Regions from separate parts of the Mus musculus genome. Here regions 1, 3 and 4 are each linked to region 2. The links are chromatin loops, found by intact Hi-C in ENCODE. Cell type or tissue: left cerebral cortex. All regions are shown on one strand. Region 1 overlaps Rptor (regulatory associated protein of MTOR, complex 1). Region 2 holds the start of Nptx1 (neuronal pentraxin 1). Region 3 overlaps Rptor (regulatory associated protein of MTOR, complex 1). Region 4 holds the start of Rptor (regulatory associated protein of MTOR, complex 1).

Region 1 (8,000 bases), 250 kb after region 2:
GGCTTGTTTGTTGAAGCTTCAAGTATTTCATAAAATTTTAGCATTTAATTTATTTATTATTATATTTAAATACACTGTAGCTGTCTTCAGACACACCAGAAGAGGGCATCAGGTCTTATTACAGATGGTGTGAGCCACCATGTGGTTGCTGGGATTTGAACTCAGAACCTCTGGAAGGGCAGTCAGTGCTCTTAACCACTGAACCATCTCTCCAGCCCTCATGTCAGGGTTTTTAATTGTATGTTCGCATATAGAAATGTGATGCATTTTGTAGAGTGGCCTTGTTTCCTCTGAACTCACTAAACTTACTTCCGGATTCTGGTCGTTGTATTGCAAATTCCTTAGATCTGTGTTTATAATTATGCCCTCTGCAAATGCATACGGTTTTCCAATGTTTGCATCTCTTGTTTCTTTTTCTTACTCTATTGAACTAACACCTCTGGTACAGTGTTAAATGTAAACCATGAAGCTGGGCAGTCAGCCTCTGCCGTCGCGGATCAGTGGAGGGAAAGACATCCTGTGTTTTGTTGTTAGGCATAGCGTGACCTGTGAGTGTTTCATGGCTAGCCAACACCAGGTAGGGAGTTCCCTCGTTTTCACTGATTGGTGCTGAAACTTGTTGTATAACTCTCCCTGCATCTGACCAAGGAAAGCCATGGCTGCTAAGGTTTGAACATCTTCCTTTCTTCTGTTAATGCGCTATGTTGCTGTTAAACATTAAAACAAAACTTGGTTCCTCTGACTGACTTAGCATCAGCTCACGTTGCCCTTATACAGGTTGCGGTGCTCCACTGAGGTCTTTGAAGATCTGCACACCCACTCTTCACTGACCTCAGCCAGGACTGCCCTTCCAAGTGACTTCATGCCTGCTACTCAGTGCCTTGGAGGCCTTGGCTACTGTCTGCCACCACCATGCTTGTCGGTCTGTCTTTCTGTCAGTTTGTAGTTTGGGGGAGGAGGAGGCAGCTCTGACCTGTGCTGACTGTGTGGCCTTTCTCCCCCTGCATATTTTCCTTTCAGTGTTTTTAAGGTTTCTCTCACCAGCTTTGACAGTTTTACCTTAGTATGTGCATGGGCATTTTTTTTTTTTTAAGGTATTCTGCTCTGTGTCTCTGTCATCTCCTGGTCTGGATGCTGTGGGCTGAATTATGTGCCTTAAGAGTTCTTAGTTGAAGCCCTAGTATTTGGAGATGGGGCCCTAGAAGATAAGTAGGTTTTAAATGAATTCTTGGGAGTGAGACCTTGGTGAAGAGGCAGACGGTAGGACGGTCTTTGTGGCTGCTGTGTCCTTGTCTGTCTATGTGTGTCTGTGTCACTACTGAAAGCTGACTGCCACGCACATCCTCTCAGCACATGCATAGCCCTTCTATGGACTCTCCAAGAAGACCGATGTGAGTCATTCGATAGCACCAACCCTTAGGAACATGGGAAGCCATAAGCCCTGAGACCTGTGCATTGTTCATTGCCTGACTCCACGTGGCACTGTGGTACCAGCTCCTCAGTGTCGGTGTGTTTGGTAGGGAGGGGGCGGTGCTGCTACAGCACTGGGAAACCACACTCCTGAGACTGTCCGTGGGTCACGGTGTAGGCCACAGATTCATGATCACTTGACGTCTGTGAGTGTTTAGAGTGTGTACACTTTGAGGAGTTCAGGCGGCATAGGGTATTAATAGGTTGTGGAAGAAATATCAAGGCATGTGGTTTGTGGTCTAATTTAGCTAATGAAAAATATTTTTACAAGTCTCATAAACACTCATTGTCCAGCAAATTAGCTTCAGGCATCAGCACTCTGCCCTACAACCCTGAGTCATTAGAGGGAAGTGTCTGTGCAACCATACGCTCGTGCTTCAGTGCAGCCTCTTACTGGGGCTCTGGATGCATCTGGACGTGTGCACATGTGGACTGATTGAGTAGCTCCTGCCTTACTGAAGAGCCAGCCATGATGCACTGACCCTGGTTTTCAAAGGAAATTGATGGGTTCACCTCCCATGCTCCTTGTCTCAAAGCATTTCCAAATAAGGAATCATTTGCAGTGAGTCCACAGCGCTCTCCACAGTCACCTCATTGTGGTCATTTGAGAAGTGGCGATCCACCACACCCTGACTGACTTAGTCCGTTTACACAGGTGCACAATGTGTAGCTTTTAAAGGCCTTCCCTTTTTAGAAACTGCCTCTCTTTTATGGAAAAAAAAATGGATTTTTTTCCTTTGTTATGTAAGGACTGTGTTTTTAGCAGTATATCACTAAACACAGATAAGCAAAAAGGATTTTTAAAAACACCTGTAATTTCTGCCCTGCCAAGATACTCAGTTAGGACTGGTGGATCCTTCAAACTGTTTTCTATATCTGTGGGCATTTATGACAAGCATGCAGCCTGCCCTTCCACGGGGTCTCAGTGCGTTACACATCGTTTGCTGCTGTGCACACTGAGCCAGCCAAGGGATGTGCGCCAGGGTTCATAGTGGATTTTAGATAGTAGGACTTATATCATGTTATGACTGTCTTCTTATGTCCTTACTTTGTGGGAAAAGCATGTCTCTGATATGACAGTGCCATTTTCCTGGAAGCTGGAGGTTTGTTTTGTGCACACAGAGCATTGTGATCCCTCAGTAGTGATTCTAGCATTGACCAACCAAGCACACATGGGCACATGAGCATAGTGCATTGTGCCAAGCCTGAGGCCAGCCAAGACACTGTTGTTACAGCACAGAGAATGTACTGAAATGTGAAAGTGCATGTGGGTAAGGGAATAATTTGGGGAAGACTAACCTTTGAGTTAGCACCCATACTGCTTGGTTGTCCTGCGGTCTTTTTCTGTTGCTATGATAAAGCAACCAAGGGGAGAAAAGATTTAGTTTAGCTCACAGCTCCAGTTTAGAATTCATCATGGCAGGAAAGTCAGGACACCGCAGGAACTGGAAACACCCAGGACCCAAATTCAGGGAATGGTGCCACCCACTTTTAGGATAAGACAGTCACCTTTCAACCTCATTCACGGGCCAACCAGATCTGGGCAGTTAATTCCTCAGTACAACTCCGGTGAATCTGTGTATGGCAAGTTGACAGCTACAGCTAATTATCACAGGTGGACACACAGGCAAGCTAGAATCTTTTTCTGTCTTGCCTAGTCACTGCAGCACTCTTGGGATGGCCAGGTTCCCTTTCTTCCACCTTGCTCACTTCAAGAGCTGAGAAAGACCCTGAGGACACAGCTGAAGAATAGCGTTTAAACTGACTCCTTTCCTGTCCCCGTGCACAGCTGCCAGCTGCCATAAAGAGTTAGGATTCTATCCACTGGGCGATGGGGAGTCTTAGCAATGAGTGGGAGTTGCCGCTGTTTTCAAGTAGAAGTTCTGTGACTCAGGTTTGTGGGCTGCTGAGATTATGCAGTGTGCTCAGCACTCTGCCAAAAACTATAAGAAGATTGATACATATCGAGGAACGAAAGCCATTGCCCATAGGAATTTATTATCTAGTTACAGAGGAGATTAGCATAGAGGAGCAATGGTGAATAAGTAATAAAAAGAACACAAGCAAGGGCTTCGAGGAATGCCTGAGCTCCTCAGAGGTGAATGTTGTTAAAGATTTGAAGGTTATGCAGGAGCTTCACTAAGCTGTCAGGCCCAGGGCATCTTGAGCTACACAGAATAGATGGAGATCCTGCTACACTGAGTGGGACCTGGCCCCAGGGGAGCCAGAGTCTCTGACCCACGAAGGAGCGTGGGCAGCATAAGCAGACAGACAGAGGCCAGCTCTGACGTCTCCAGCACTGTGATGTGACTCTGGGCCAGCCAGGAGAAGAATGGATGGAGAGTGGTAACAGGTCAAACACACTCAGCCCTCAGCTTGCTCGGTTAGTAATGGTTTCGAGGCCCAGAAGGGAATCTTCTGTTTTCAGAAGTCTTTATTCTGTGCCTCAGAGGCCTGGATGTTCCCCCCTGTGTCGTGTGCCCAGGTCTAGCTGGGACATGCTCAGCCTGCTCTTCTCCTGCTCATCTTGCTACAGATGCCTAGCAGTCCTTAGAGATTCTAAGTGGAGACACTCAAGTCTGAGCAGTGGGGAAACTTGCTTTGCTGTTGGCTGCCCTGTGGTTTTCTAGCTGTGAAGGAGAGAGCAAGCACAGGAGGAGCTCTGGTTCATGTGGGTCAACAAGACTTGGGCATCATCAGCTTGCTGTAAGCCTACCTCCTGCAGCCCTGGTCCAGTTATTCCTAGTCCTCAGTACCTTGTGAGGCAGATGGTAGGCCAAATGTGTCCAGTTGTTCTCCACTTTCCCCCAAGGCCTCCAGCCCCACTTTGTGAGAATGAAGAGAATACCTTCCTGGGAGGTGGCCCGTGTGCAGTGGCACACATGGCCGTAGTCTCCAGTCAGTAGTCAGCCTGTCACAACTGGTCTGAGTGTCAGTACCCAGCTGAACAATAGGTTTTTGTACAGGCTAGCTTTGTGCAGCCCCATGTGAGGATTAGGTGGGGAAGGCTATGCTAGTGAGACACAGATTGGTGTGTTGCTCATAGGAATGAATGCATAGAACAAGAAATGTCTTCTCACTGAGGTTTGGATGACCACTGTTGTAACAAGGCCTGTCTGTCAACTAGGTGAAGAAGGGAAATGGACAGTCTTGCTGAATGACTGCAGAGGTCATGACAAGGGCCGGGGGGGCGGGGGGGGGGGTGCGCTCGGGATGAAGAGAGTATGGCCCAAGATGATGCCAGATGGCCATTCCAGAAGTTGCCCCACCCTGAAGTTATCATGTGCACAGCAGTGGAGACATTTAAAAGTGGTCACTCTGTGGCAGTTGGTAGTCAGCAGCGATAGCCTGGGTGTTGAAGTCAAGGAAGATGAGCCCTGGCAGGAAACAGAGAGCTGCAGGGAGCAGTGTCTGTGGGAAGATGGGAACAAGATGGGAATAAGCCCTCGTGCCGACAGCAACAGCGGGAGGGGAAGGAGGGAGGGAGAGCTGAGGAGGCGGCATGCCCCTGCCAAGGAGGTATCTGGCTGCCACGGCATCTGCTGTGCAAGTGTGACCTGTTTTATTTTAGTCCCGTGTGTGTCACACATAAGGTTAGTTTTTGTGACTCAGAGCCGAGACACAGGATGCAGAAGTTGCCCAGCCACAGCACAGCTGGGACTAGAATTTGGCTTCTCATCTTTCAATCCTGTGATCATTTTCCACATTAAGTTTGTCCTTGGTTAGCACTGAGGAGTTAAATTTTAAAAGAGCCCCTGTGCTTGTCAGTGGACTTTGTAGGGCCTAGAGAAGCTTCCTGAATGGGGTGAGGTCTCAGGTTGGATCCCTCTGGGTCCTACTGTAGCCTGTGATGATCCAAGATAGGCTCCCAGTTTCCCAGGCACAGAAGCCACAGCTCCAAAGTGAGGAGTAGGCTCACTTCTACCTTCGTCATCCCAAAAAGGACCTGTCTGCAGACGAGCCAGCAGCCACATCACTGCTCGCCCACTAGACAGGTACTCAGTCAGTCAACATGACTGATCTGTCTGCAGCAACTGGGCAGATTCTTTGCCTATGTCCTCATGACAATCTCGGGGGAAATTGGTGGTTGGGGGTGGGGGGTTCAGGTTGCTGTGGGATCCTAACCCAGACAACACATGCTCTGCTCACAGTGGCTGTCGGGGACCGAGGCTAGGGTAGAGAATCTTGCCAGCCCACTTCTCACTGCCGAGAAGACAGCTTTGGTTCACATTCCCAGAGACTGTCCCTGAGAAAACAAGGTGATCTGTGGTGACTTCACTTGACTCCAGGCATGTGGGCTCTTCCTGTTAACAGTCTAGGTCTGGAGGCAGACCATGCTCAGGCTCTGGTTCTTAGAGGCCCTGTACCTCTCCCCAAAACACTGCCCAGTGCACAAGGCACCAGCCCCATACACGCACACCTCCATGTGGTGGTCTCCACGGTAAAGAGCAGTAAGGACAACCCCATGCTCAGTGGAAGGGCAAGCCAGTCCCCAACACCCCATGCCGAGTTCCTCCCTGGGCCTTGCTTTCTCTTTAGTAGTAAGGTACGTAATGGTCCCCATACATGCTCAGCACTAGGCTGTGTGATAGCATGCCAGCCTTTGGAAATAAACCTGATGTAAATGTCATGTGTCGTTTACCCCCTCTCCCACACACCCTTTTCTCTCCTATCACTAAACCACCTTGAATATAAGGACATATTTTTGTTTCTAAACCAAATGGAATTCTTAACAAGAACGAGCTTACTCAGTGTAGCTGTGTTAGGTAGGTAGCCTGGCCCTGCTCCCCTCTGTTCCTGAGTCTTTGTCTTTGAGTTGTTCTTACTGACAATACCATCAACTAGGTGACTATAATGGGAATTATTAATCTGTTCCACCTTATAAATAGCAAATCACACTCTAGTCTCTAAACCAAATCACTGTGAAGATTTTCCTTCTGGGAGGAAGAAAGAGTTTCTAGTCAGATATAATTAAACGTGCTACCTAGTGGGTAAAATTAAGCTTGCTGCAGAGCAGAAAGAAGCATGCCCACACCTTAGGGCTTTGAACTACTCTGGTCTCCAATGGACATATGCTTGCCACAGACATGGATGCTCTGCCCTGTCAGGATGCAGAGCCTTCTCCTGGGTTAGCACTCAACACAGCTTTCCTTCACCTCCCTTTCCGTCGTGGAAGTGGCCACTCCCTCCCCAGTCTCTCCCTTGAGTGTCTGCAGTCTCTGCACTGCCTGGCCTTTCATGCATGCACATGCTGTGTGCTTCTCATCCGTCCTTCCCACTGGTTGTACTCTAGTGGACCAGCTGAATGACCGCGAGGTGAGTAGGCTGTGCCGGGGAGAACTCTCTTCCTCAGCTCTTACAGACTGAAATGTATGGATCCCCTGACAGCACAAGATGTGTCCCTGAGCCCCGTTGGCTTGTGCTACGTGTGTGGAACTGTGCAACCGTGTGTTGGCAGCTGTTCTCTGTCCACACACACAAAGGCAACAGAAAAACTGTCGGTGTGTCTTCAGTGGAGAGGGAAAAGTAGGAACTGCTGAGGGTGAGCCTGCGTAGTTTCTTGTCTCCTTCAAGAAGACATGTGGGAACTGTGGGAATGCTAGGGACTCTAGGAGGCCTTCCCAGCCACAGCCCTGCCTGCTGTCTTTGAGCCTGAGGCTCTCCCTCTCTGTTCCCACATCTGACTCCCTGGCCTATTTCAGTAGGCATGGCAGCACTAATGCAGTGGACATCTTGTCTAGGATCCCTGGCCGGCTGAATGACCGGAGGACCCCTCTGGGAGAGCTGAACTGGATCTTCACAGCCATCACAGATACCATCGCCTGGAATGTGCTCCCTCGGGGTGAGACACCGCACCAGTCAGAGCCAGTGAGGAAGCTCACAGGGCCTGGGAGATAGCAAGGGGAGCAGACCAGTCTAAGGAGGCTGGCACCACCACGTGTGTTCAGGACCAAGGGTCCAATGCTCAGTGGGTGTCAGCCTTGCTCTCAGCTCCGTAATGCTTCCCCAGCAGGCTCGGGGCTCAGCTTCCTGAATAAATACTGGCACTACCTTTGAAACCAGAATCCCAGCTATAAAGCGTGTGTGCTTTGTTTATAGTTTGGCTGGGACTGGGGTATTTGTTCATATGTAGGCTGATATGTGCATGTGTGTATATATATTACCAGTGTGAAATGTGTGTGTCAATCTCAACTTGTGTGTAATATTTTTTGATGGGAGAGAATTTGTGGTTTTGGCTTCCAGTCCTGGGCACAAATCACTGAAGGTTCCTTGTTATTTTTTATCTGCCCTCAGATCTCTTCCAAAAGCTTTTCCGACAGGACCTGCTCGTGGCAAGTTTGTTTAGAAATTTTTTATTGGCAGAAAGAATCATGAGGTCATATAACTGCACCCCAGTAAGCAGCCCGCGGCTCCCCCCGACATACATGCATGCCATGTGGTAAGTGTGTCTGTCTGACAATTCTTTTGTGCTTGGGTCCTTGTTTGTATGCCTGGCTGCTTTGAAATGGTGGGCTTCTTGGAACCATAAA
Region 2 (8,000 bases):
GAGTGGGGCTGCCCCCTCCTCCTCTTACAACCTTGTTTGATTTCTTTGACTTCAGGGCACAGCTCATCAGCACACCCAGGCAGGTGCTAAGGACCAGCCTGAGTTCATGACCAGGGCAAATGCAGCTGCATGCAAGATGGGTCACTGGAAAAAAAAAAACCGATTGAGAGGGCTCAAGGTAGAGAGAGGGACCCCTAAACCCTGAAAGGACACCAGGGCTACTGGGCAATTGGCAGAAAAGATACCCAATGGCCCCAGAAGGCTAGTGTCCAGATCTTTGTTGGTGACAGATTCCAGCTGAAAGCAAGGCTTTCATTACTAAGGAAGGCTTGGGCCACAAACAGCTACTGTGCAAAGTTGCTGGAGATTAAACAAATCAGACTTAAAAAAAATCCTGCGAGTGTCCTGACTGTACTGTACAATCCCTTCTTAAGCTCTGCTGCGTCCCTGGAGAGGTATCTCCAGCCTAGGAACTGGGCAGGAAGCCCTAACTGGGGAGGGATTACAGAGTGGGGCCGGGACAAGAGGCCAGGGCAGGGAGCAGGACCCAGGCAGGCTGTCTCTGGAGAGCATGCAGCACGTTCCCCTGAGCCCTTACCTTTCTCCAGCTCGCTGATCCGTTGGTGTAGGGAGGTCAAGGCGCTCTCGATCTTGGCCCTTTCCTCTGTGTCGTTCTTGGGGCCCCCTTTCCCCTCCTCCAGAGTGTTCACCCGAGACAGCACCTGCCGCTCCAGGTCATCGATCTTGCTCTGCAGCAGATCCTTGAGGCTGTTGGTTTGGCTGGAAGAATTGAGGCGGCTGTACTGCTGCGGGGGCATAAGGGCAGGGGAAAACCACACCGTTAGGCGTGCAGCCCGGACCGTGCGCGAAGGCCCGCGACGCGGTCCCTGGGGCGATTGCGGGGGTGGCCTGGAGGGAAGCTCCAGCGAGTGGCAGCCCTCGGTGCCCCGCAGGGTTCGAGAGGCGCCGGTCAGGCATCAGCGCGCCGAAGAGGCAAGGAAGGGGGGACGGGGGTGCCGGACCGGGTCGGGATGGGGTGGGCGAGGGCAGAAGGGCGCATAACACGGAGGGGAAACCGCAGCTCACGCGGACCTCGAGGTTCTCCAGTCGGGTTTTGAGAGATTGCAAAGTTTGCCCGAGTTGGCTGAGCGTCTCCGCGGCCGGCGTCCGGGACAGGTCGCCCATCGTGTTCTTGCCCGAGCCAGGCTGCTTGCGGCCGCCTCCCGACCTGGCCTCGCCGGGACCCGAGTCCAGGGTGCTCTGGCTCTCGCAGCGGCCAAGCTTGGTGGTCAGCTCCCTGATGGTCTCCTTCTGGCTGAGGATGGTCTCCTTCTGCTGCAGCACGGTCTCGCGGAGCTGCAGCACGTTGCTCCGAAGCTCCTCCGCGCCGCCCGCAGCCACGGACGCGGCACACATGTCTGCATCCACCGGCACCGAAGTGCAGATGAAGCGGGTCGGCCCGAAATCTTGGGCCCCACTGCCCAGGAGGCAGAGGGCGAGCAGCGCACAGGTGCGTGCGGCGCGGCCGGCCAGCATGGCTCCGGACACTTGGAGCACCGGGGCCGCTCGGCTCCGGTGGGGATCGGGCTGAGACCGGGATCGGGCTGGCTGGGGCAGTCGCTCCGCAGGCGGCCCGCGCTCTAGCACCGCGCTTCTACGCCGCACAGTCTTCTCGGCCGCGCTCCTCGGCCCCCACTGCCGCCTGCGCTGCGGAGCCCGCGCCTTTTATGCAGCCGCGGGAGGGGCCTCGGCGCCGCCGACGTCAGCGGGGGAGGAATCCCGCTTTAATTGTGTGCGGACCGGCCCCGCGGCGCCGCGGGGGTCGCACGGGAGCGCGGCTGGAGCTACCTCGGCCCTCCCCATCTCGTCCCTCCCGGATCCGCCACCGCCCCCTCCCACCGCCTCCGCACGCACGCCCCCGCCTGGGCCCGCGCCGCTTCCCCGAAGACTACCAGAATACAGGGCCAAGAAGGAGATCGGCCGTGGGCCTGGATTAGATGGTGGGGCACCTGCCCAATACCCCTAATCTCCAACGGGGCTCGGAAAAGAAGAATGGCCACAAGACAAGCTCGGTTCGCTTGCTCCACACTAAGCGCCCGTGTGGTTCGGGCTCCATGCGCTCGCAGCCCTCTTCTTCCTAAATAGTCAACGTCGGTGTCCCCTGCGTTCAGCTCGCTGAGGTCCAGAAAAGGGGTCGCGAGGCCGAACAATGATTCATGGACATTTGTGGCTGAAAGCCACGGAGCACTCTGAGTCTGGGGATCCCCCACGCCCTGGCTCCCCGCCCTACTGTATTCCCCTTCTTCCAACTCCTGAGGATTGTAGACCTAATAATGTCCCCCGCCCCCGGAAACGAGAGCCCGCACTATGCACTCGTCAGGGCTAAGGCCTTCTCGGATCTGTGGATCAAACCCTTCCTGCCATCCAAGCCAGCCTAGTTCCAGGCAGGTGGCGCCCCAGAAGCTGGCTGGCCACTCAAAAGGGGCCCCTGGGGGAGCTTCTTCCCTTACCGCTCTGGGCGTGTCTGTGTGTCCCTTTGTAGGTGTATGTGAGCGTTGGGTTTACCGGTCCACTTGAAACCCCGTCTAGCCCATTCCTCGCGCCCCTGGACTTTGGAGGAGGGGTTTCAGAGGTGGGCAGCGACTTCGCATCTACAGGGGTTCGCACCTCTTTACCCTTTTCCTACAGACACCTTACCCAGCCACCTGCACACCCATACCTCCTTTTTTTCTGGATAGCAGCACTGCCGGCTGGGATTCCAGTCCAGGTTTCAATGCCTCTGGGGACTCTGGACAAGGGTCTGGGCTGCAGCCCCACGTCGGAGTCAGAATCGGACCTGGGAACTCGCCCAAGATCCAATTATGTTGAAAAGAAAACGAAGGCGGGGAGAACCCACATCGGGTTTTAAATGACTGGAAAAGCCCAACTACAGGCTGGCTGGGTTCGCCCCATAGACCTTCCAGTCAAGCATTCGGTTGCCTCACTCCTTTTACGGGTCTGCGATGGACCAGACTAGGTCCGGACTGTGAGGCGCCAGTCCGGGACCCACTGGCAGCCTTCGGACAGAGGATGCCACTCTCCGGTGGGCATCACCGGTGGTGAAGGTAGAAGCCAGATTGGCAGGGAAGCCACTATCCAGGTCTTCTCCGACGCCTCCTCCCAGCCCCGAGCCCCAGGGGCGCCCCACTGCCTGTGTTTCTCTTCTCGGCATTTAACCATCCCGAGTCCGTGCTGCGAGCTGCCGTGGCCCCTACACGACAGGAGCGTCGCTGGGCCGCCGCTTCCGGGCGCCAGAGGGACCCCGCAGTCAGGACGCGGCTGTGGTGCAGAGAGGGAGTGCGGGGCTCCCGCTCCGGCGGGTCCACCGTCAGGTACAGAACGCAGGAACGCAGCGTCTCGCATCTGGGTGCCCCCTAGGTTCCGCTGGGGTCTCAGAACTAGCCTCCCGCCGTTCTGCGTGGGACGTACACCGGCAGAACTAGGAATTACCCCCCAACCCGGGGCGCTGCGCTGCTGGGCGACGTCTGCCCCCAACTCCCAACCTAGCGCGGACGGATGCGGGGACCCCGCGCAGACCTAGCGCTTCGGCCCCGGCGGCGCCTCCCCCCACGCGTCTAACGCGAAGCAGTTCCTGGCCTGGCCCTGCGGCGAGGCTATCCCCGCTCAGAGTGCGTGGGCGCAGGAGACCAGCCTGTCCCTTCCCCCGCAGGTGTGTAGAGGGAGCTGGGCGCTTAGTGTATCTTGAGCCCCAGGAGCGGCCCAAGGGTCCGATTTTTATCATCCAGAAGACCTAGGTGACTTTGGTACTGTCACATGTGGGCGCTGATGGTGCCTCACCTTTTGACGGAGGATGATGGGAGGGGGCGGGGCTCAAAGGGAAGAAAGGGTCCTGCGCTCAGGTCCAGAGGTGGCAAGACCTTTGGGATCTGTGTAGCCTGGAGCAGGGAGCAGGGTGCAGGGAGCAGGGAGCAGGGAGCAGGGAGCAGGGAGCAGGGAGCAGGGAGCAGGGAGCAGGGAGCAGGGAGCAGGGAGCAGGGAGCAGGGAGCAGGGAAGACAGTCAAGGATACAGTCCATTCGACCACCATTGCTAAACTGCCCAGCCCATGTGAGCAAACACACTGGAAGAGGCCTCTACCCTCTTTAAATCCATTCCAGAGGGTTCTCAGGATCCTAGGTAGGGAGAGTCTACCCTGGTCATTATAAAGTTGGCTCTGCTTCTCATTGTTTTGACTGGTAGCCCAGAGGGTCTGGGGCAAAGAAAAGCCATCAGAGGGGAAACCCAGGAAGTTGGTAGGTGGGTGCTCCACTGGCTACTTATATGACTGCAGGCATGTCTCTGTGCCTGACATGGGCACCACATCGCAGAGCCTGAAGTTGAGCGGAAGAGTGGGGTAAATACTCAGTCTGTGGACACAGCACAGCACCTAAGCCTGGGAAGCCTTGGTCTCACACAGAGCTGTAGTGCATTTTCACCACACCCATGCAAATCCCATTGATACCTGCAGAACAGAGATGTCTAAAATACTGAGGAAATGATGCGTTTAGAATACTTAGTTTTTATTATAATTATTTCATTATAATTTTATATAATTTAAGCCTGGATGATGGCTTTGTTAACCAGACTTGCTGAAGACTGAACAGTCAGCTGGCCCGGGTTCAGCATAACACTGGGGGAGGGAGCAGTCCTCGCACGGTGTAGGCCTGTGAGTACGAGGTAAATTCTGTTTGCAAGCTGATATTTGGTGCCAGAGTGGAAAGGGTGGGTGTTCTCAGGAAGACTACACAGGGAAGTCACACAGTACTCTGAGGACAGCAATGCCCATCAGGGCCTTTACCCACTGGAGAGTGGGAGCTCACACGGGTACACCCAAGCCCCACCCTGCAGCAGAGCCATGGTTATGAGCAGGGCAGGCATCTGGCATTACCATCAGGACCAGCCCCATATGCACAGAGCTTCCTGGAGGCTGACATGTGTAGGTGACAGGTGGGTCTGAAACAGTGCCAGACGGGCGCCAGCCTCCCCACAGCCTTTCCTCTGACAGGGGCACCAGCCTCCCCACACCCTTGCTTCTGAGACCCTCTAGCATGAAGCACTTTGTGCTTTAGTAAAGCCAGCCCTGCAAGGGGAACCTGGGAGTGGGTAGAGGGAAGCCTTTCAGTCCCTTCCCAAGGAGAGAAGTACAGAGTCTCATTAGCCATTGGGACACAGGGCAACTTGGCCACGTGCCAACAAACCCTTTCAGGGGACACGCTGTGTCTGCCATAGATGCTGTTTGAGTAGGGACTACCCTGCATAGGAGGAGAGAGTGCTGGTGTTTTCCTTACCCCCCTCCCCATTCCTGTGCTTTTGGGGCTAAGTCTCTTCAGCACTCCGGTTGCTGGGGCACTGCATGTATTCTGTTTCTCCTCCAGGCCGGTGCTGGCACCACTAACACTCTCTGTGTGACTGTACCCCTCACACAAGGTTAGAGAAACAGTATCCACAAACAGCAGCCCGGCTTCTTATAGGAAGCTGAGCCTTGAAGACACAGTCAGGACCTGTGAAATTTTTCCTTCCCCTTGGGACTGAGGGGTGGGGAGGCTCTGACAGCAGCCAGCCTCACAGGCCTCTGAGTCACAGCCTCAGCCCACCTGTGCCTCAGAGTCACTCTCCTGACAGAGTCTCACCCACTGGCATGTGGCATGTAGGGAACCTGCTCCCTGGGAGTGCTGGAAAAGGTCTAGCCCTCTGTCCTCTTCATGGGCGTGTCTGTGGCAAGAAGTTGTACTTTTTTGTTGTTGTTGTTGTTTGTTTTTTTGTTTTTTGTTTTTTTGAGACAGGGTTTCTCTGTGTAGCCCTGGCTGTCCTAGAACTCACGAGTGAGTAGTTCACAGCTGCCTATAACTCCAGGTCCAGGAACCCCACCATCTCATTCATGCCCCCCCCCCAGGGCAGTTGTAGCCATGTGTGCATATGTACACATACATATGCACAAAGACACATGCAAGAAACACATGTACACATGCACACACATATGCTCAAGCACACACACATACACACATGCATGTGCACATAGACATTTGCACCTGTGCGCACACACATATGCAGGTGTGAACACACATTCATAAACACACACACACAACGCACTCACCTACACATGCACACACATGAACACACACATATGCTCAAGCATACACACACGTATGTGCACATACACACATGCACCTGTGCACACACACATATGCGGGTGTGAACACACATTCATAAACACACACACATGCACACACACATGCACACACACATGCACACACACATGCACATACTTAGGTCTGGTAACAAGCATTCCTAACTGCTGAACCCTTGCCAGCCCCTGGCTGTCCTTTCTCCAGTCTTCCCTCTGTATCTCCTCTCCTGGCTGGTTAAGGCATGCTTTGGCTATTGTTCTCATAGATGAAGAAATGAGCAGAGGCCCACCACAGGAAGTCTGGTGAAACAGGATAGCTGTCCAGCCCTTCCATTCCAGTCAAGAGTCTCTGTCAGGCAGAGGAAGGCACTCATATAGGGGAGCCTTTGGGGACAGGCTCAGCATATCCACAGTCACTGTGTAGACGGGAGAGGCTTCCTGGTACTCTGGGATCCAGGGCACCTCACTTGTCTCTTCTGTCAGACACTGGCCTTGCTTTCTGTTTGCACTCAATGTGAAAATACAAGGGAGCTGGCCCTGCTGCTGTGGGGACTGAGCAGTCACAGACAAGACTCCACCCAAACCCCATTCTCTGTGCCCTGCCAGGGGTCCCCCTAGAAAGGGTCACCTTCACCTGAGTCCTTCCTCCTTTTGAGCCAGCCGCTGGCCCAATCTGGCTAGGAACAGAGACCTACATGGTTTCTCAGCCTGCCCTTCCCCTTCCTATGGGCTGAGCCTAGTGTTAGGATCAGGGGTAGGAACTTGGCCTGATCTTCTTTGTTGGTCTCAATAAGCAGGCCTTTGAAGTGGGGGTGCAGTGCTGCCTGGCTGTTCAAAGCAGAGGTTTCAGATGCCAGGCAAGATCTTGGGCATTTAGCACAGTGTAAACATTCCTAATGTTTGCTTCCAGTTTGGCAAATATTTCCAGAGCATCTGTCGAGGGCAGGCAAGGTGCCAGGGCCAGTGATGAATAAAACGCCGACCCCCATCTCTGAGAGCACACCATCCATCCAGTACAGCAGACAGACACAAGCACCCTTTCCTTACTGAGCCCCACTGGCTGGAACTGACCAAGCCAGGAACAGGTCCGGGTAGTGTGAGAAAATAGGGTCTGCTGATCAGGTGAGATCAGAGCGAGGTCTGGGAGAGTGTGGGAGTCACAGAGGTTGAATGATCAACACAGGTGTAGGTCAGTGGTAGAACACTTGCCCGGCATGCACAAGGTCCTGGGTTCGATCCCAAGACCACACACTCACAGATAACATTCAGCATCATGAGTAATACAAGCAAGTGTGGCAGGATGTTTGTCAATCATGAAATGCAAAACAGGTGGGTGCCCTAGGGGGATGTGGTAAAAAATGGTCAGACAGATTTTAGCTGGCTAGGGAACTTGGCTGAGAGCCGGGAAATCATCTTGTGAGTGCCCTGTCCTCCTTCAAGGAACGTTGGTGGTCCTGTGTCAGGGTGCTCTAAAATCCTGGAAGGATAAACTTGAGGGTGGCAGAAACCATGAGATTCCACTGGAGTGGTGAGGAATTAGGGTTATAGCAGAGGCCAGGGAAGAAAGAGGCAAACTTGAGGACATCTTAGGGAATTAATGACAGCCCAGGACATTTGGCTTTGGCTTGGGTTTGAGTCAAGAAGGACAGACAATGACCTTAGATATCCTCAGTTCTCTTCCTTTTGAGGGAATGATGGGGACCTTGCCAGCAGAGGAAAAGAAGGCATCAGCTGGGCAGGTTTGGAGGAAGAAAGACCATGAGTCCTAACCCAGAGTCTTTCCCTTCCTTGGTGGTGTCTCAACATCCCAAGCTGCACCGAGCCACAGCAGTCGT
Region 3 (8,000 bases), 69 kb after region 2:
CCTTGTGGATCTGCCCTGATACCAGGAAAGCAGCTACATCTTACCCTTCTCTGTCCCCGTTTCAAAAGGCTTCTTCTTCTTCTTTTTTAACAGAGCCAAGACCTTGTTACCAAGTTCCAGAATTTTGGTTTGATTCATAGCAAATGAGCCTCTCCTTGGCTTCGCAGGGCACTGTGATGAGAGTGATATCCATGTGGTCAGCGGCTGTGTGAATTAGGTTTCTCATCATGGTGGCCAAATAGCTGAAAAGCACTTAAAGAGGCAAAGTTCTATTTTGGCTCACAGGTTGAAGGCACACAGTTCAAGGGCACAGTCCTCGTGGGGACGGCACGGCTGCAAAGTGGGAGGTGGCTGGTCCATTGCCTCCAGTCAGGAGGCAGAGAGATGGACGTGGGGTTTCACTTGCTTTCTCTCTGTTTTCTTTTCGACCCATTGGACAATCAAAAACTGGTCTCCTCAATAAAACCTCTCACTCCTCACACACCTGTAGAAGTGTGACCCTCTACTGACTACAGATCCAGTCACGTTGACGGTGGTGATGTGTTGCTGTGTCTGTGCACACTGTAGCGGCCCTGGAGCTTACTTAATTCTCTTGGCTTACTTCCCTAGGACTTTCGGTTCTGCTGAGCAGGGCTGTGGTTAGCTCCTTGTTAGTGAGAGTCTGTGTCTGTGTGGTAGATACAGCGGTGGTGGCCGAATCTCAGTCCTTCTGATTCCCAGTAGCTAACTGTTGGGTAATCTGTTTATTATTGGGACTTAGTGATAATTTCTACTTAGTTACATGTTTGGGAAAGTTCAGTCAGATTGTCTCTTATGGGGAAGCATTTTATGCCAAGTAGATTGTGGTTGATTCTGTAGCTGACTTTCTGTGATTAGGTGACTTATGCATAGAGACGTGTTTTGAAAGCAGTATGAATGCTTTCGCAGTGGGATGCCTTGGACTTGATGCAGTTGTCGTAATACAGCTGTGAGCAATTTTAAAGTCTAAGGACCCTGGCCTTTATAGTACTGTCTGCTATAGCACCCCTCCTCTGCACCTGTTCTTTGATGGATTCCAATAACCTGCTTCCCTGTTGCAGAGAAGGCATGATGGCATGATGTGACCTCAGAGCAGTGCTGTGGACAGGGAGGGATGTGTGTCCCATGTACTGTCCCAGGAGCTCCCCAAAGCAGGCTGTTAGTTAAAACAAACGACTCAGAAGAGCCTGCTGCACTGCTTCATTTTGGCCTCTTGGAAGTTGTGTTAGGTGAAAGACTATTTGCCTATGGAGGAGTGTGTGGACAGATAGGACTGGTGGGTAGGATAGGAGATGGAGGTGAGAGAATAGTAGGTATGATGTTTTGTTTATGTTTTTCTGGAATGGAAGTTTGTTTTGTTTTGTTTTTGTTTTTGAAACATAGGACAAACCTAGCAGATTTGAGTGCTCTGCCCCTTACATCCCAGCCCCTGGGATTATTTTACTATGATCAGTTGTAAAAGAAAAGGTTACCTTATATTTGGTCTTCTGTTACTTCCTAGCTGTCTCAGGTTTATGACACTATATCTTTCTCTTAACCAGGTGACCCTGCTGAGGTTGTTACTGTGACATATAGTGACATAGGAGCTGGGAGGGACAAGCTTCTAGTCCTCCGTCTTCCTTGTGTCGATGCTGTGGATATTTTATGTTTTAACTGTACATGTTTTAAGCCCTACACTACTCTATTTTATTATTAAGCAGTTGATTATTTTTAAACACATTTAAAAATTAGGAAGTACCTTTATATTTCCTGTGTATTTATGTTTTCAATTTTCTTCTCTTTGTGTAAGCTGAGTTTAAAAGTAGCATTGTCCTTCAGTCTGAAGAACTTAAGCTTTAAGCTTTTGGGTCTACTGCAGGAGTTGGGTCCTTTCCAACTCTCTTTGCCTCTCCTCTGCTCGCTTCTTCTTTCCTCTCTTCTCCCCTCCCCTTCTTATCTATCTATCTATCTATCTATCTATCTATCTATCTATCTATCTGTTCTTTTGAGATAGGATCTTGCTATGTAGTCTAAGCTGTCTTTGAATTCATGGCTGTCCTCTGCATTAGCCTCCCCAGTACTGGGATTGCAGGTATATCCTCTGCTCCATTGTTTTTCTAAGTAGTTTTTGATTGGGATAAAAACACAGATCACATTGCTTACTATTAGGTAGATTACAATGTTGAAAGATGATTCTCTAAGAAGTTACAGTGGACTTCTATTTTATGTGTTTAAGTGTTTGCTTGGATGTATGTGCACCATGCGTGTTGGATTCCCTGGAACTGGAGTTAGAGACACTTGTGAGCTGCTTTGTTGGTGCTGAGAACTGACCCAGGTCCTCTGCCATGGCTGCTAGTGTTCTTAACTGCTGAGCCATCTCTGCAGCCCTGGATTTTACTGAGTAGCTTACAACAATAAAGTTTAAGATGGCTTGGTCTACCAGACTAAAGTCATGGTTCCCAGATGAGGAGCTGCTGGTCTAGAATCCACGCTCTACCTTCCCCTAGGGGGTGGTGGGAGGGATGTCCTTTGTAAAGCTGGCAGGTCAGAGGTGAAGCAGAAGTGATTGTTATTTATGCTTTAGTAAGGCTCAGGTCCTCTCTGGGACTGTGGTAGCTCCAGGCTGGACCCTTCATCACAGTCTCAGATTTACTTACTCACCACCTTAAAGGCTTAGCTCATTGTACAAACTTTGTGCTTTAGCCACCAACCTCTTGCAAGGACTTGCCCATTTACTGACCTGTTTTGTATTAAAAGCAGGCCTGTGTAGCCCTACCTGATTTCTTTTTTAAAAATTATGAACTGACTATTTCCATATCAATCAATATTTGTAAAAGGAACATTTGTGAACCCAGCCCCTCTTCAGAAAAGAGGACATCTCAGTAACCTGAGTGTCCTTGATGCATCCTGCCCTGACATCTGTTAACTCCTCTGTCAGGAGCAGTTAGCATCTTACTTCTTTGAGGCGTATGCAGCACGGATATTGACTAGCTGTGTTGACTCTTGCCTTCCACGCACACATTACATGTGTGTTCCAGTTCACCTGCCCTGTGCTGAATGTGGACATTCCTGAACATTGCAGTGCATAAAGCAGAGTGGGTTCAGGTGGTCAGGGACCAGGTGCTGTGCCATTGCTCTAGCCGCTGGGTTGAGCTTGGTGTTAGCTCCTGAGCCACAGTTAGTCAGTCTCAGGACAGCAAGATCCCCCCATCCTCCTCCCCGTGACTGCTAGCACTGCCTGAGAAGCCATGTAAGTGTTCTTTATAAAAGCTTTAATATTTTTTTTAATTAGGCTTTTTGATTTAAATAGCTTAGGGTTAAGAGCTTCAGTCACCAGGCACTCACATGGCACACAGACATGCATGCAAGCAAAATACCTATACAGGTAAAATACAATAATTATGAAAAAATTTAAGTATATTTATTTGTGCATGTGTAAAAGTCAGAAGACAGCTTGCAAGAGTTGGTTTCTTCCTCACCCTGTGGCTTCTAGGAGATGGAACTCAGACAGTGTCAGGCTTAGCACAGTGGCAAGGGCCTTCCCTCCCTCACCTCCCTGGCTCTGTGGATTTAGGCTTTGTTGTTGTTGTTTTTTATTACAGTTTTTTTTTTTTTTTTTTTTTTTTTGGTGTAGTCCTGGCTGTCCTGGAACTCACTCTGTAGACCAGGTTGGCCTCAAACTCAGAGATCTACCTGCCTCTGCCTGGGATTAAAGGTATGTACTAACAGGCTCAGCTTTTACCCCTGCCCTTAAAGGGGAGTCTGTCTGTCTGTCTAGGTTGGCCTGAAACTCTGATGCATTCTAGCCTCACCTCAGACTTGTGGAAATCCTGCCCTAGCTACCACCTGGCTTAAGGGATAGATTCTCAAGATGGACACTTAGTGTGAGTCTCCAGCCATCTGTTTCCTTGGTGTTAGTTCTGGGAGGTGACTGTCTCATTGATTCTGTACATTTTCCTGCAGTGATGTGGTTCTTCACTTTAGATTATTTTGCTTTTCACTTTGAATTAAGTAATTTGTTATTTAGAAGTATTTTGTTGTTCTGTTTTTGCGGTGGGGTTTCATTATGTAGCCTGCGCTAAAGTCAATCCCAGAATCCTCTTGCCTCTGCCTCATGTATATTGGGATTATGGGTGAGCACAGGCATGCTTATCCTGCTTTGTAATTTGTAGCATAGGTGAGATTTTCTAGGATGAGTTTGATTTTTTTTTTTTTTCAGTTGCTTGTGATTGAAGTCATCTGTGATGGCTGCCGAGTCATCCTTGGCTAGTGCACTTGTGGTTAGGGGCGCCTGTGGACAGTACTGTCCTAAGTGGATGGCGCCCCCTAGTGTTGTGGCTCGTACAGCTTGCTTTACAGTCTAGTGACATTGAAATGAGTTTCATGGTCTCAGAAGGCTGGTTCGTTCTTTCTTTCTTTCTTTCTTTCTTTCTTTCTCTCTATCCTTCTGGTCAGTGCTTCCTGCTGTGGTTGTATTCTGAGGCTGTGCTGTCATGTTATACACTCTGAGTCTGCATCACTTGGAAGTGGCTTTTTAAACCCATAACAGTGCTTTTTACTTCAGATCTTTTTGGCCTTGTTAACACCAGGCACCGACCAGGTTCTCTGTTGCTTATTTTCCATCCCTTTATGTAGGTCAGTGTTTCTGTATCATTTTGTGCTCCATATGTCTGTGTAAACAGCTATTAGTTCAGCCTGATGATCTGTCTGTCTGTCTACATGATTCAGGGTTTCTCTGTGTAGCCTTGGTTGTCCTGGAACTCACTTCCAGGACAACCAGGCTGGCCTTGTACTTAGAGATCTGCCTGCCTCTGCTCCCTGAGTGCTGGAACTAAAATCATGTGCTACAACTGCCTGGCTTGATTTTTATCTTTTAATTAAAGCAGTTAATTTTTTTTTATTTAGTCCTAAATCTAGCATCTTATTTATACTTAAAAAAAATGCATTGGAAATGTCTAATCTCTCTCCTTTACTCTTTGTGAAGTAACCTGGCCTTCTTCTGTAACAGCAGTCGAGGCAGCACAGAGGAGAGGAGAACAGTTACAGCACAAGGTCCCAGAAGTCATTTCTTTTGTTTGTTTCTGTCTGTGATTGGTTTATTCCCAGCCCCACCCCCTTGAGTTTTGGGTGGGATTCCTCATTTTAATGGAAAGATTTTAGAATTTCTTCTCACAAGGGCTTGGTGACATCAAATTTATTACTCAGAAAATATCTTTATTCAGCCCCGATTCTTGAAGAATATTTTCCCTGATATTTCTTACAGGCTTGTAGATGCAGTCTCACTAGGGGCTTCTGTTGATGTTAGCTAGGTGAAGGGCCTGGCTAGTTGGCAAGGCGCTTCTCTTCATGTTGGCTGGCTTCACTTCTCTCCACTGCTTTCAAGAAACTTCCTGTTTTCTCGGGGTGGGTGGGTATTTCTGCCCATTTTACCTATGAACTTAAAGGATTTTTTTTTTTTTTTGAGTCTGTGATTTAGTGCCTTCATCAGTTAAAAACAACCACCACCACCACCCCTCAAAAAAAAAAAAAAAAAAAAAAAAGACAAACCAAAACAACCCTGTCTGGAGCTGTCGCTCACTGGGCAGTGTTTACCTAGCAAGCTTGATGCGCTGGTTGATCCCCTAGCGTGGGAGAACCCTGTGTGGTGGTGGACACCTACAGTCCAGTGTTCAGGGAGCAGGGGCGGGAGGATCATGCTGAACTCCTAGTTAGAGTATACCTCTGTCTGTCTGTGTTGTCCTTTGTCTTTTTGCTCTTTGTTGTGATGTCCCTCCATTTTCTTCTCCCAGTGTCTAAACTGCTGCCTGTTGTTATCTGAATCCCCCCCTCTTAGATTCTAGGTAATTCTCTTATTTATTACTAATTTACTTAAACTAGTAACCATCCTGTTCCAGTCTTTCGGTGTGAGGATGTAGGTGTCCCCAGGCATGTGGAGGTCACATTTGCCTCCATGGCAGTTCCATCCTCTGGCTTTGGGGGCTTCTGCTGCTTCTGCTGGACATCTTCCCGCACTTGTTTATTCCTGTGCTTTGAGACAAAGTCTCACCACTATGTACTTTTCTCTGGCTTCAAACTCACAGAGATCCATCACCTCTGCCTCTCAAGTGCTGGAACTAAAGGCCTGGCCACTACACCCAGCTTGCTGTTTCTTCTTATTCTTTGTTTTTTGTTTTTTTTAATTTATTCATTATGTATACAGTGTTCTGCCTTGCATGTGTGTCTGTAGGCCAGAAGATCTCATTACAGGTGGTTGTGAGCCACCATGTGGTTGCTGGGAATTGAACTTAGGACCTTTGGAAGGACACACAGTGCGTTTAACCTCTGAGCCAGCTCTACAGCCTACTCCTTGTTTTTGTTGTTGTAAATTATTTGTGTGAGTCTGGAGGAGCCTGAGAGGAAGGGTGTCTGTGTTCACGTGGAGTCCCTGTTTGCTTCTACAGGCAGTTTGGGTCACTGTTGTAGTCATTGTTCTATTGCCATGAAGAGACACTGACCAAGGCAACTCAGAGATGCCCTGTCCCTACTTCCTCAGCGCTGGATTACAAGTGCACACACCACACCTGGCTCACTGACCAAGACATCTCTTCTCTTCTTCGTTAGCTGATGTTAACCATTTCCTTCTCAGTCTTCACCTTACCCATTTACATCTGGTTTGGAGGGTACCTCGGAAGTCATGAGATGTTGGCTGCTCAAGGAGGGAGTTGGAGGTCTGAGGGTGAAAGTGATTTGCAAAGGCACAGTGTCCCCCTGAACTCAGCCCAGCTGTCCCTAGAGTGGGCTATTCTGGTGAAACCGGACACCTGCCAGATGTGGTTTCTGGTCAGCAGGATTTTTCAGCTGCTCAGTGCTATTAAGTGACAGGACAGTCTTTATCGGACTCTGTGGGTTCAGAGCTGTGTCTGAGTTGATGTGTTATGAGGGCTCTTGGCATCCAGAAAGATGACAGAGAACCTGCTGCACATGTCAGCAGAAGGCTTTATGTAAGGAATTAGTTTGTCAGGATTTTAGACTGAAAGAAAGGAAAACTTGAGATGTTGGAAGATAACAGCAGGAGGTAGCCACCCCTTCCCCTAGGGCCTGGACAGAAGTTAGAGAAGGGCCTGTCCCACAGGTGGGGACAGAGATTGCTGTTGGCTGAGGTGAGTCCTCACAGAATAAAGGAGCTGGGGACCCAGGAGACAATCTGACAGAAAGGAGTGCATTGTGTTTTTTTTTTTTTTTCCTTCTTTTTTTCTTTTGCCCTCCTGCCTTTTTCTAGGGCACAGGAAGTTCTCTTAGAGAGGAAGCAGGACTTGCCGCAGACTAGTCAGGCTGTGCCTTCACTCAGTCCTTCTGCCTGTACTTGAGCTTCCACGGGCAGCAGCAGTTAGTCTTGTTACTTGTTTCTCCAAGTGTTCATGCACGCACCCTTCCTGGGAGGGAGTGGCACTAGCTAAGGTCAGAGCAGGTTTTCTGCTCTGGCTTCTTAGTCCCCTTCAGGCTGTTGCTTTGATTGCAGAGTCACAGCCCACCTTGGTAGCCATCAAAGGCTCTCTGGACTCTTCCTAGTCTTGTGGCTAGAGATTTGCTACATTGACACCGACCATCTGCCCAAGGGATAGGCGCCCCCCACCCCCCACCCCAAGTCAGGCTCAGACCCTCTCACTTCATGTCCTGCTACATGTCACTCACTGGGAGCTGCCATTCTTTCCAAGGGAGTGTCCTTTTAAAACATGGGAAGGAGTTAAGATATTTCAAAGAGGTTGGTGATTATGTAGCTGAGAAATGTTCAACCTTTTTTACAACCATGTTCTTCCTCAGGCTGTTGGTAGTGAAGTGAATTCAGTCAGGAAGGTTGCAATGACGTTCTACCTGAGCTTCTTAGATTAGCCTTTACTCTGTTAATAATTTTAGTGCCAAAGATTAGGACTGTGGGAGTATGCCCAACAGTGTTGTGTGGAGTCACCGGACACATCTGTGATTGACTGCTCTGTCTGTATTTTAGAGCTGGAACTTGAAAATCA
Region 4 (8,000 bases), 52 kb after region 2:
CTTTGTTGGGATGGCCTTCTGACTTGAGAGAAGGGTCTCTCGGTTGCAGCAGGCTTCTGCCATGCTAAAAAGTGCTGAAAAGACAGCCACAGCAGTTCTTTCTGGGAAAGGCTGTTTGTCTGAGTCTCTCACCCAGACTGCCTGTCCTGTGCGCCCTCTTCCCCTTCCCGCTGGCTGATATAATGCACAACCAACATTCTCAGGGGCTTGTCTTTGTACTCTTCCTCACTTTACTATGTCTTTGGCATCAGGTTGTCAAAATTCCAAGGATGTGTGTGTGTGTGTGTATTCACGTGTATACATGATTTTCTTTCTCTGTGTCTCTGTCTCTGTCTGTCTGTCTGTCTGTCTCTGTCTGCCTGTCCATCTGTCTTTGTCTCTCTGTCTCTCTCTGTGTATAAGGTATGGATGCTAGAGGGCAGAGGACAGGTATTATTTGCCTTGTTTTTGATAGGATCTCTCACTGACCAGTAACTAGGCTGCCTGGCTATCAAGCCCTAGAGATCTGCCTGTTTCTACCATCCTAAGCACTGGGATTATAACCATATAATGCCTCTCCCACACAATTTTTTTTTTTGAGGTAGGGTCTCATTACTCCTAGGACTGCCAGGCCTGGAACTCACTACCTAGACCAGGCTGACCTTGAACTCACAGAGAGTGGTGAGATTAAAGGCATGTGCTACTCTGTCCAGCATGTTTAAAACAAAACAAAACACAGGAGTTGCTGGGGCTGAAACACAGGCTCTCGTGCTTATAGGAGAAGCTCCTTCCAGACTGGACTGTCTCCTCAGCCTGGCAGTGAGTGTTTTAGGGCTGGTGAGGGGTGATGGGGTCCACCGTGTGAGATGAGGTCCCTCTCCTTTTGTCTGGCAGGTCAGTGGTATTTCCTCTAGTTTGAGGTCAGAGCTGGGCCCAGCAGCCCTTCCTCTCTTCCTGCTAGTCTGCAGCCTGACATTGTCCATGAGCAATCGGTTTCAGAGGCACTCAGCTTGTAAGCACCTTTATTCATGTAGGCAGAGACTGTAATAGACTGTAGGGGAAGGAGGTTGTCCTCAGCTTCCACGTCCAATTTCATAGCCTGACTCAGACCAGATTTTACACATGTCTGGAAATGGGTAACACATGTTTTCATTATTAAATGGTTTCGGTGAGCAGCTTTATGGAAGCCTGTGTCCCTGCTGATAGATGATGGCAGGATACTGAAATGGGAACCACAGGCCCAAGTGGCCAAATGATCACATGCTGTGGAGAATGGACTGTCCTGGCAGAAATGTCAACCCTTTAGTTTTCTTCAGCCTGTCATTTGCTACAGAGGCTCTGCCTTCTGAAAGCCCCCGAGGTTTCCTAGGGTTTGTCAGAGACTTGAATAGAAGTGTCCAGGACACAATGGAAGAGTGTTTCTTTTAAGTGAAAGAAATCTGGCACATCCTTCAACTTTCAGGTTGGGAACTGGGCTGTCAACCTGTCCTTCCTGGCTTTCCCACGAGTCACAGATTTGTTCCAAAGTGTCACCTTCATAGTCTGCATGTTATAGGTATAGAGACTTCAGGGAGAGGCTTTGTCAGAACTTCAGGAATTAGTGGTGCCCTGGGAAATTAAATGTTATTTATTTATTCATTTACTTATTTACTGATTGATTGAGTATTGTTGTTCTGAGCTAGAATCTCATGAAGCCCATTTTTCCCTGTAGCCAAGGATGGCTCTAAACTTCTGAACCTTCTGTCTCCACCTCGCAAGTGCTAGAATTGCATATGTAAGTCTCAATATCCGCTTCTGTGTGTTGTGTTTTGTTGTGTTTGTTTGGTGTGCGTGTGTATCGTGTGTATGTGTATTGTGTGTTGTATGTGTGTATGGTATGTTTTGATTGTGTGATTGTGTGTGTGGTGTGTGTTTATGGATGGTGTGTATTGTACTTGTGTGGTACGTGTACCAGTGTGTGCGCCACACGTGTATGTATGTGTGTATAGTGTGTGTGTTGGGCATGGGGGGAATGAAGCTCAGCTATTGGAGGAGACTTTGGAGAGAGTCTTGTCTCCTGTCCGTAGCTCTGACTACCTTTATCTCTCATTAGGGTTCTCTCAGTAAATAAAACAAATTCCAAATCTGTCTTCCTACATCATCTCCCATGATTCAGGAGTCTAGAGCAGTGGGCTCCTTTGTTACCTTTTTAAAATTTATTCATTTTTTTTTTTGAGACAGGTTTTCTCTGGCTATCCTGGACTCACTTTGAAAACGAGGCTGTCCTTGAACTCACAGAGATCTGCCTACCTCTATCTCCCAAGTGATGGAATTAAAGGCATGCACCACCATGCCTGCCTCTTCTTCCTTATTTTTGTATGTAAACTCACATGTGCTACGTGTGTGGGTAGGCCAGAGGTCAACCTCAGGTGTTGTTCCTAAAGATGTGCCCAACCTTTTAAATGATTTATTTTATGTGTGCATCTGTGTGTGTTACATACATGTGAATACACATGTGTGTAGATACCCACAGTGGCCAGTAGAGGGTGTCAGATGCCCTGGAGGTGGAGTTACATATGTTTGTCTGATGAGCTAGGGGTCCAGTCACATTTTGTTCATTTTTATATAGGGTCACTCACAGGCTTGAAACTTGTAATTTGGATAGGCATGCCTGTTTGTGTATGTGTGTATAAATGTTTACATGTATGAATACAAGTGTCATAGCACATATGTGGAAGTCAGAGGACAACCTTGGCATTGGTCCTTGCCTTCCAGCTTGGTTCCAGGGTCTCTTGTTATTCCAGGGTCTCTTGTTATTCTTGTTCCAGGGTCTTTTTATACTAGGTTCACTGGCCTTCCAGTTTCTGGGAGCTCTCTGCAGCCTAAGGTTGGAGGGATCACCATGTGTGTATGGCACCAGTGGGCATCAGGACTACAAAGTAAAGTGTCAAGGGATACTTTGGGACAAGGTGGAAGCAGGAGGTGCTATGATTTCTTCTATAGATTCTAGAAATTCTAAAGCCCCTGCTGGTAGTGGTGGGGAGGGGCTGGTGGTAATGGGGACACTCGATTTTGGTGCACTGCTCTGAGACTAGGAGGATAATGGGCTCTGTGTGATACTGTAACCTCAGGAATTCTTGGGGGGTGATAACTAAACAGCAGGAAACACTTCCCACATGCTTGTGAGAGGGATCTGAGATTGCAGCCTGGACTCTCAGATGCTAGCAGGGTTGTGTTAGGGACTGTCACATTGTGTCCAACCCTGGATCTACTCTGAGGAACACATCTGCAGATTAACCCAGGCTTTAGTGGTAAGGCCTACAGTTAGTAGACTACATTGGAGTTGTGGGACCTGTTAGCATTCTGTCTAAATTCCACCCCACACTTACCTGGCAACAATCAGGTAGGCCTGACCCACTATAAAAGGGGCTGTTTATCCCTTTCATCCCTCTCTTACTCTTGCTTTTGATCTCTTGCTTCTCTCCTGCTCTTGCTCTCTCCTACCCCTCTCCCTTCCCTTCCCTCTCTCTCCATGTGCTCAAGGCCATGGCTCACCTCTACTTCTCTACTCTATCCTTCTCTCTCCCTTTCTCTGCCTCTACTACCCTCTTAACTCCCCTCCCCATGCCCTGAATAAACTCTACTCTATACATGTGGCTGGTCTCTCAGGGGGAAGGAATGCCTCAGCATGGGTCTACGGAGGAACCCCCTTTCCCCATTCCTCCCCCTCCCCCCATAGAACATATTTTTTCTGTCTTTATCTTTTTATAAACATACCAGGATCAGTCAGAGCTCACTCTCAGTGGTGGCTTGCAATGCCTTCACATCTTGTTTGTTTGTTTTTCAAGGCAGGATTTCTCTCTGTAGCTCTGGTTGTTCTGGAACTACTAGCTCTGTAGACCAGGCTGACCTCCAACTAACAGAGATCCTCCTGCCTCTGCCTCCAGAGTGCTGGGATTAAATACCAGGCCCAGCTTTCAACCCTTCTCTTAAAGTGGATTTTTTTTTTTTTTTAAAGAAAGGGTCTTATTTTGTAGCTTAGGCTGGCCTGGGCATCTTTACAAGCTAAATTTTTATCCTTTTAGTAATATTCTTTAATATTATCCAAACTTTATGGTTCAGGAACCTAAGACTGAGAAAATGCAGCTTGAAATTAGTAACATTGACTAACAGAGGCTCCCCTAACACCAAAGCTGAAGGTGGGCTCAGTTGTTGACTGAACTCTAGCTAAAGGTTAAGAGTGTTTCACTAACCGGGGCGGTGGTGGCCAGCCTGGTCTACAAAGTGAGTTCCAGGACAGTCAGGGCTATACAGAGAAACCCTGACTTGAAAAACCAAAAAAAAAAAAAAAAAAAAAAAAAACAAAAAAAAACCAAAAAACAAAAAAACAAAAAACCAAAAACCAAAAAAAACCAAAAAGTGTCTCACTCGCACCCTGGTTACGAAAGGCTGGCACCTCGTTACATTTACTTTATATTTCCATTGCACCAAAGCAGTTCTCAGAGTGTGTCAATATCTGAGATTTACTGAACTGAACCAGAGAAGTCAACAGCAGGGAGGCTTGCTTCTGTGGGCAGCTTTAGACGTTTGCACATGAAACTGTAGCAAAATAAGAATATACTGTTCAGGAAATAAAGTATATCAGACAAAAAATTCGTAATCGATGAAATCGGTCTCTTTTAAAAGTGGAAATATCAAAAGAAAGTCCCGATAGTCTTATGTGTCTAATATCAATGGTCTTTTCTGAGGCTTTTTAAAAATACCACCTTTTAAAATCATGACGAAACCAAGTGGTTTCTTTCTTTAATATCAAGGCACGAAGCTTTGTTTGTAGTAGCAAAAAGCTTTTAAAAATAACTGAACGGACATAGTTTCAATCGCAAATGGTCTATTTTACTAGTGGAGATCAACTAAGGAGAAAAGACGTGGTAACCTCGGTAACGGCGTGGGGGAAGGGAGGACGGAACACCGAGCTCTACGCCCTAGCAGGGGTAGAGCGGTGAGAACGCTCGAAGAGGTTTGGCTTATTGGACGCGCCGTAGATAGCGGTGCATGCTGGGCCTTGGCAATATGGCGTCCTCCTTGATGTGCTGATGAGAGGAGTTTTCACTGTGGCTCCAGAGCAGAGGGCAAAACTCCCCTGACCTAATAAGCCCAGTGTCCCTGTGCTGTCCGCGGGCCCGTGTCGCGTGTGTATCGGGACTCGTTCCTGGGTAGGAGAGAGCCACGAAGCAGAAGGCCAGCACGGGCCTGGCCGCGCGGCCCGGTGGCTGAGGAGCCCGGCTGCGGACGGGCACGATGGGCCGGTCCTGGCTCAGGTTGCAGCCCCTCAGGCGAGTGCGGGACCCGCAGGGCTGAGAGCCGCTGGGCGAGCCCCGAAGCCCCCCGATCCCGATCCCTTGAGGCCTCAGCCGGGCCAGCACAGTCGGAGAAGCCGCCCTGCGAGCGGGCCGGCCTGCCCGCCGGGAGCCACTGAGGCGTTGGAGGCCGAGAGCCGGGTCATCGCCGGGCCTGAAGTCTCTCCCGCCTCCGCCAGTCCCGCTTGCCGCCCTCCTGACGGCCTGCAGAGCTGCGGGGGCCGGCGACCGGGCGCGCGTGTCGCCGCTCGTCCGGGTCCTGCGGGCTTGGGTACCCACGGGCTCGCCACCCACCCCGCCCCCTCCAACTTCGCGCTCAGAGTTCGAGATAAAGATCTCCGAGGTTTAGCCTCAATAAGGATCTTCGAACGCTCTGCCGCCGTCTCTATTCCCAGCTTCCCGTTTTCCCGTATTTTATTTTACCAGTTCTGGTCCACACTAGTTTTTAAGGCTGGAGGTTCTCGAGCGCCTGCTGCCAAGGACTCCCCCTCCCCCTCCTCCCCTGATGGAGTCGGAGATGCTGCAGTCGCCTCTTATGGGACTCGGGGAGGAAGATGAGGCGGACCTTACAGATTGGAACTTGCCTTTGGCTTTTATGAAGAAAAGACATTGTGAGAAAATCGAAGGCTCCAAATCTTTAGCGCAGAGCTGGAGAATGAAGGATCGGGTGAGTGGCTTCTCATGGCACCTTTTTGAGTTCGTAGTTTTCCAACTAAGAAAGTTCTGAGCAAGGACAGCCTTTTTAGAAGGATGCGGGTATTTCGAAGACACATGTTGCACTAAAATCCAAAAAGCTATTCCAGACTCGGGTTTTGGCTAGTCTCTTCTCACCGAGTAGCGTTAAAAACGAGTTTTAATTCAGAGGGGGGAAAAACACCAAATTAGGAACTATAGTTTCACAGATACTTATATGCCCTTTACTACACTTAGTAGCACTTAGAGAAAAGACAACTTGGGAAATAATAGTTAACGTGCTTAGTCTATTTTTGTAGTCTGCTTTTTTTCAAATAACCAGGTTGCCTGAAGTTCAGATGTCTGATAAAGTGTGTTGGAAAACAAGATGACTTGAAATGTTTAGCCAATAACAAATTCAGGCAAAGTTATTTTAAGGTTGCAGCAGGTTTCATCCCAGTCCTTTGAACATCTTGTCTGTGAGGCTGACTCCCTGTGTATGTGACTTGTGGTCACTGTAACCTGGAGATAAAATTTCCTCAGTGGAAATTAGGGAGCATGGGGTATGATGGATTGGAACCTGGGTTCAGTTTTTTGGCCGTTCTTCTGATCGTGGAGTGTCATGAGATGTTGGTAGCAAAGAAAACAGCCAGCTGTAGTGCTGTTAGTTCCTGGTCTAACAAAAGGGGAGTACTGTGTCTTGTCTGTGCACACCCATATTGTGTGTATGTGTGTTTACTGTCTCTTGTCTGTGTATACCCATAGTGTGTGTATGTGTGTTTAGTTGTTTTCTCCTCCTGGGCTTCTTTCATTTGTGTGAACTTTTCAGTATAAAAGAGGAAATTGGTGTTATAATGTGTCATTTGTTTATACTTGGTATGTTTTTACTTGAGATGATTGTTTTAAAAAGGTGTATGTTGATGAACCCTCAACATAGTTCTAGCAATGACCAGTGTTTCAGTTGTTGATTTGGCTAAATTTTATCAAAAAATTGATAAATTTTTTTGTTTTTTGATTTTTTTTTTTTTTTTTTGAGACAGGATATCTCTGTGTAACATCTCTGCCTGTCCCGAAACTCTGTAGACCAGGCTGGCCTTGAACTCAAGAGATCTGCCTGCCTCATCCTGCTGAGTGCTAAGATTAAAGTTGTGAAAATTTTTTTTGAGACAAGGTTTTATGTAGTGCAGTCCAGCTTGGTGTATAGTCAAAAGCATTTTATGCTGGGCAAGGTAAATCACTCTTGTAATCCCAACACTCTGGATCTTGAAGCAGGAGGATCACAGGTCAAGGTCAGCCCTACTACAACGTGCAAACCCTGTCTTAAACAAGGATAAAAGCAATCTAAGTTAAACTGATGGCTGAGAGAGACTGCATAAAGTCTGTTTTATGGACATGTCTAGTACTAATGAAATAAAAATAAATTTGATTGCAGTGTTTATCTAAAAATAAATTTGTTTTAGAGCAACTCTACTCCCCCCCCCCCCCATTCGATTTGGTGGAGTTCTTATTTTAAACGTTTTTTTCTCTCCTGTTCTTTTGAATGTGGTTTCTTTTGCTACCTAAACCTGTACTCAAACTGTTCAAATCACATTAATGGATATCTTTTGAACTTTTAGTTTAATACTTTTCTAGAGTCAGGGTTTTATGTAGTGCAGGCCAGCTTGGCGTGTAGTCAGAATGACCCTGAACTCATGCATCCACTTCCCAGGTGCTAGGATTATAGGTGTGCACCATGGAATTTACTCTTTTTTTTTTTAAGATTTTATTTTTTTTTTATACATATGACAAGTACACTGTAGCTTCTTCAGAGACACCAGACGAGGGCATCAGATCCCATTATAGATGGTTGTGAGCCACCATGTGGTTGCTGGGAATTGAACTCAGGACTTCTGGAAGAGCAGTCAGTGCTTTTAGCCGCTGAGCCATCTCTCCAGCCCCCTGAATTCACTCTTAAATGGTCCTAGTGATCAAGCTCAGAGTTTGTGCACGCTAAGCAACACTCTACAAACTGAG

What was found. Peaks named below come from ENCODE experiments on the same cell type or tissue, not always from the same donor. Only the 100,000 strongest peaks of a DNase experiment are listed, where the experiment ranks them.
Region 1: a loop joins it to region 2, with 2.5 times the contacts of the local background. A loop is called at or near these places in 3 of 42 quality-filtered maps.
Region 3: it touches region 2 in a loop (4-fold over the local background); 5 of 42 quality-filtered maps call a loop at or near these places.
Region 4: a loop joins it to region 2, with 4 times the contacts of the local background. A loop is called at or near these places in 6 of 42 quality-filtered maps.

What each region holds. Positions count from the first base shown.
Region 1 is chr11:119,791,558-119,799,557 of GRCm38, forward strand. It overlaps Rptor (regulatory associated protein of MTOR, complex 1), which reads left to right. Exons shown (of 34, transcript NM_028898.3): 8 at 7,212-7,312; 9 at 7,765-7,909. Among named protein-coding and RNA genes, the nearest start is that of Rptoros, 39 kb to the right of the region's middle. In left cerebral cortex, a CTCF peak has its summit at 81 (motif pointing right); DNase peaks (open chromatin) are centred at 3,326, 5,004, 6,534 and 6,738; H3K27ac peaks cover 5,930 bases.
Region 2 is chr11:119,546,054-119,554,053 of GRCm38, forward strand. It overlaps Nptx1 (neuronal pentraxin 1), which reads right to left and starts at 1,767. Exons shown (of 5, transcript NM_008730.2): 1 at 1,093-1,767; 2 at 599-806. The coding sequence starts at 1,536. Gm11762 (predicted gene 11762) reads left to right here and starts at 2,577. Exons shown (of 4, transcript NR_045099.1): 1 at 2,577-3,709. In left cerebral cortex, a CTCF peak has its summit at 3,299; DNase peaks (open chromatin) are centred at 466, 1,403, 1,696, 2,001 and 5 more places; H3K4me3 peaks cover 3,941 bases; H3K27ac peaks cover 3,815 bases.
Region 3 is chr11:119,614,668-119,622,667 of GRCm38, forward strand. All of the region lies in intron 1 of Rptor (regulatory associated protein of MTOR, complex 1), which reads left to right. Among named protein-coding and RNA genes, the nearest start is that of Rptor, 16 kb to the left of the region's middle. In left cerebral cortex, a CTCF peak has its summit at 4,319 (motif pointing left); a DNase peak (open chromatin) is centred at 4,327.
Region 4 is chr11:119,597,990-119,605,989 of GRCm38, forward strand. It overlaps Rptor (regulatory associated protein of MTOR, complex 1), which reads left to right and starts at 4,916. Exons shown (of 34, transcript NM_028898.3): 1 at 4,916-5,982. The coding sequence starts at 5,821. In left cerebral cortex, a CTCF peak has its summit at 2,482 (motif pointing right); DNase peaks (open chromatin) are centred at 4,508, 4,973 and 5,776; H3K4me3 peaks cover 2,277 bases; H3K27ac peaks cover 1,400 bases.